Linked DNA regions of Homo sapiens: region 2 is linked to region 1. A link is a loop called in an ENCODE intact Hi-C map of the cell type or tissue named here. Cell type or tissue: HepG2. All regions are shown on one strand.

The links. Peaks named below come from ENCODE experiments on the same cell type or tissue, not always from the same donor. Only the 100,000 strongest peaks of a DNase experiment are listed, where the experiment ranks them.
Region 2: a loop joins it to region 1, with 10 times the contacts of the local background. A loop is called at or near these places in 18 of 110 quality-filtered maps.

Annotation. Positions count from the first base shown.
Region 1 is chr7:108,015,456-108,017,955 of GRCh38, forward strand. It overlaps a transcript of LAMB4 not described here. Among named protein-coding and RNA genes, the nearest start is that of LAMB1, 14 kb to the left of the region's middle. In HepG2, a CTCF peak has its summit at 1,467 (motif pointing left); DNase peaks (open chromatin) are centred at 496 and 1,476.
Region 2 is chr7:107,947,664-107,950,163 of GRCh38, forward strand. The region is part of intron 24 of LAMB1 (laminin subunit beta 1); the gene reads right to left. Among named protein-coding and RNA genes, the nearest start is that of LAMB1, 54 kb to the right of the region's middle. RefSeq lists an enhancer at 1-784. In HepG2, no CTCF peak of the experiment used is centred here; a DNase peak (open chromatin) is centred at 1,528.

The sequences.
Region 1 (2,500 bases):
ATTCAAGAGAAAATTTTGACTTAAATTGGATATTCACTTTAACAGAGGTAGTAATCTGGATTTCTGTTTGGGTTATGACAAATTCCTAGAAATTAGTTGTATATCATATACAACTAGTGTTTCCAACCAAGTAGTTATTCTAATAGGTTATTTTTTGTTTTCCTATATAATCAAATAAATTGTTTTGAATAAATACATTTGGTAACATCAAGCTTAACACCTAAAATTTAGCCTACTTTGTTATTTCTATATGTAGTCCTATTTTTAAAAACAGCATGGGAAGTTTTGAAGACTTTTTTTTTTTTTTTTTTTTTTACTTAAGACTCTTAAAACAATCCTATTGAATGTGTTTAATAGCTACAACTGTATATTTGCTTAGTTGGCTAATCTCAAGAAACATGCTAGTCCCCCCAGATTATACAGTTTTGTTCAATAACATTTCAAAGATGAAGTATTTCTATTTGGTTCGCTTTGTCTTTTGTTTTCTTTCAAGCAGAATTACTTCCTGTGAAATGTTTCACATGTCTCAAATATTTGACTTACAGCTTAGGTCATTTATGTAAAGAAATCAGTTATTCATTTTAAGAAAATGATTCACTATTTGATGGTCCATTTAATACAGCCTAAGACCAGTTAAAAGAGAAGTTGTCTTGGAAGAGGGTGCAACAAACTGAGTATAGTCGCAGGGCACATTTCCCATCACACCTGCCTTGCCATTTCTTCCAACTAACAGAGTGGCCCTGGCTAGGTTAGCCTTAGTATTCTTCAGAAAATGAGGGGGTAGGACGAGGGAATTTTTCAAATCTCTTGCATTTTGGAATTTTTTTTTTTTTTTTTTTTTTTTTTGAGATGGAGTCTCGCTCTGTTGCTCAGGCTGGAGTGGAGTGCTGCGATCTCAGCTTACTGCAACCTCTGTCTCCCAGGTTCAAATGATTCCTGTGCCTCAGCTTCCCAAGTAGCTGGGACTACAGGCATGTTCCATCACACCTGGCTAATTTTTCTATTTTTAGTAGAGATGGCGTTTCACCATATCGGCCAGGTTGGTCTCAAACTCCTGGCCTCAAGTGATCCGCCTGCTGCGGCCTCCCAAAGTGCTAGGACCACAGGCATGAACCACTGAGCCCAACCTATTTTGGAATTTCTTAAACCTCTTTCCTGAATGACAGGCAACATCAGTGAGAAAAATCATATGTGAGAGCTGATACCTGCATCTAGTGTCTCTAAAAATTAACCTAGCTGTGTTAGTAGTTTTCTGACAGTCATTTTATATCTTTCCTCATCAGAGGTAATATCTTCAGCTAGTAGATTTTAAGGTTTTTTTCACTATGAATGTTTTATTGACTAAATATTTCAAAGTCTTCACTGTAAGGAAATAACAGTACTAAAGATTAGATTTTAGTTCTTGGTGCCATGTTGGGATGACTGGAGAGAGCTTTGAAATATAGCACACTTAATCTGTTGCCACCTAGTGAATGTGAGATAAAGTGCAGCCAACCTCCTGCCTCCTAGTTTTGGTGTTTGCCATCAAAGTGAACTGTGGTTGTGTGTGGAACTATGTCAGATACTGCTATGAATCTTAGACACTTAACTGTTAGTCACAGAGTTTATGAATATGAAGAAAACACTGTATCTCTGCTCAAAAACTCTGTACATTCTGATTAAATATGTGTAATACATGTTGTGGCAAGCTTACTTTGTATCACTGAAAGCTCGTTCAGCTGGCAGGCTGAATCAGAGGCAGGTTGTTAGGGAGGGGGAAGCCTTCTAGAGTGGCCACTTTTAACATGTAATGAGTAAAGATAAAGATTATATGTAGGTTCAAGTTCTTCAGAAGAGAAAAGCTAGGTGCTGATGGATGAGCAGGTGTTAAGAGACATCCTACCTAGGCTGTTTCATGTTGCAAGAAGAAAAAATAAATTGCTTTTTTTCTGGCTCTCTTCCAAGGGGAGAGAAGAAACAGGGTGGAGGGCAGGAAAGGTGAAAGAACAAAACAGGGGACTGTCTTCTCATAAAATTGGAGTCAATTTATGGAACTAATACTTAAAGTGAATAAGTATTTATTTAGAGTGCTCCACACTGTGCTACATTCTCTAAAGGACTTAAACGTGTGCAAATGCATGCTGTGAGTCCTCATAAAACTTGATGTCTGGTTAGAAAAGGCATATCAGCCAAGTGACAATACAGGAACTCCAGAAAAAGGGCTTTGAGTGAGGCTAGAAAAGGAGCCCTAGGGCTATAGGAAAAGGTTAGGTTTGGGAGAGAGATGACAATTTTAAAGTAGGCAGGACCATAGGAGCAATGGTTCAGAAGGAGAATGCAGGTGTAACTTACACAGTGTAATAATAGTGAGGTCTTGAAGGATTCCTGTAATATCTCACTCTTCTCAAAGCTCTTTCATTCGAATTAGCTCTGTAACCCTAGGAGGGAGACCAGGTATATTTATTAGCATTTTACAGCTAAAGGAAATGAGGACATGAAATTCAGGCAGGCTGTGAATCGC
Region 2 (2,500 bases), 68 kb before region 1:
CACTCAAATCAATTCTCACTCTCTCTGGGTGCTTTGTAGGTTATGAGCTTTCTCCAAAGAGTGCTAAAAGCATTGAGGATCCGACACATTCTCTGTTTGACAGACTGCCTTAAGCACTGTGGGACATTTATTATTATTGGCTCCTGCATACCAAGTGCCTATAGCAATGACCCCATTATGGTGATGACCCAAAATACTCCCCTCCTCCCAAATTTCCAAATGTCCCCACCCCAGCTCAGCCACTGTGGGCACAAAGGAGAGACAGTATCTACTTTAACACCCCAAATAAAGATGCCCCAACATTTTATATCTTCTTCTTCTTTTTTTTTTTTTTTTTTTGAGACAGTCTTGCTCTGTCACCCAGGCTGGAGGGCAGTGGCACGATCTCTGCTCACTCACTGCAACCTCTGCCTCCTGGGTTCAAGCGATTCTCATGCCTCAGCCTCCCAAGTAGCTGGGATTATAGGTGTGCGCCATCTCACCTGATTAATTTTCGTATTTTTAGTAGAGATGGGGTTTCACCATGTTGGTCCGGCTGGTGTCGGACTCCTGACCTCAAGTGATCCGCCCGCCTTGGCCTCCCAAAGTGTTGGGATTACAGGCGTGAACCACCGTGCCCGGCTAACATTTTATAACTTTGAATTGCCAAAGTATGCAATGAGGTCAGTTGCCTTCACCCCAGATTTTAACACTTTGGGGAAAGGGGCTTTCTGGTCTTCCATGAAAAAAACAAAACTAAAGATAAGGTTGGAGAGATGACAATGTAGTGGGAAAACAAGGGGAAAATGAAACACCTGGATCTAGAACCTGGAAGTATCTCTTAGGGTATTTTCACTTATGCTCACTTGGAGCTTCCAATGCTTCCAGAGGGCTTGAAAAATACTTTTTCTTGCTGGTGTGAGCTGACTGGGTATCATTATTAGGGTCACGAATACGAATGATGTATACATATAAATGCAGAGAGGACTGGAAAGATTCCTATCAAGCTGAGTAAAAAGAGGAGTATACTGGGTGAGGAGATGAGAAGGGACTTTGTTTTCTTCTAATACAGGAGTACCAATTGCTTGAAGTGAATGTGGGCAGTCTGGCTCCAGGACCTACACTCTTGGCTATGGGACCTCTTCATCTGTCTGCATCCCTGCTGCCCTCGTGCCACCGGGATTGGCCAGCATAATAGGCAAACCATAAAGCCATGTGATCTTTGTAGTTCCTCCATTAACTAAATTTCTATGATTATCTTACAGAAAAAAAAAGGAAATGCCAAAGGGAGGAGTAAAAAGGAACAGACATATCCAGTTTCAATACATTCTCCTTAAACCAGGTTTCCTTGCAGAATACTTAGTTTCTGTTTTTTATCGGTTGTTTGCTTTTCCTGATGAAAAGTTTCTTACGTAATGAGCTGACCTTTCTTCTGGATGAAAGGAACAAAGAAGTTGGCGAACAATGATGCCATGAATCTCACTCTTTGCAGAGTTTCTAAAACAGGATCTAACTTTTGACCCAAACAAGTTGACAAGGTTTCTATAAGTCACAATTTCCCTGGCAGATTTAGAGGCGAAAGTTTAAAGAAAAGATAAAAGGGTAAGGAGTAAAGTTCTAAGGACCACATGAACAATTCTCTGATTGACTCTGACTCTGGGTAGCAGGCCTTTCCTGCTAACAAAGCTAAGATGGAGCCAAAGGTCAGAAAGCTTTGGCAGAGAAAGCTATTTTGCCAATGACACATGCTGACAGAATCAGGGTATGTGCAACGATAGAGCCATTATCTGGAAAAAATCAAGCCTTGGGGCATTACAAGTTTGAGGAATTTAACAGAGTAGTGATTAGAGCCCTGGAAAAAACAGATTTTAAGCAGAGTTTTACTTTCAAGAGACATCTTGGAGAAACTGGTCCACTGGATTTCAATACCTTCTAATGGAAGAGGGGATGTCAGATCTCATTAAGAACCAAATTTGGAGAATGATGAAAGAAAAGTACCTGTTTATTGACATAGCAAACATTATCCCCACTGTGAAACAAACCTTAATCTAAGAGGTCCATACAAACCCTTCTGGCTAAGCCTCAACTTAAAAAACAAATCATATCTAATTTGTTCTGGTCTTGCCCACTGACCTTTTTCTGCTGTTAAGGAACACATGGGTTTGCACCCTGAAGGAACACAGTTTCTAGGTTCCTGACCTTCTGTAGGAGATATTGAATGAGTTGCCAACTTGAAGATCTGTATTATTTCTTGCTGTAGTTGTGTCCAAAAAAAGAAAACGGTCATTTTAAAAATTTAAGAGTCCTGGCCAGGCACAGTGGCTCACACCTGTAATTCTAGAACTTTGGGAGGCCGAGGCGGGTGAATCATGAGGTCAGGAGTTTGAGACCAGCCTGACCAATATGGTGAAACCCCATCTCTACTAAAAATACAAAAATTAGCCGGGCGTGGTGGCGCTTGCCTGTAACTCCAGTTATTTGGGAGGCTGAGGCAGGAGAATCGCTTGAACCCAGGAGGTGG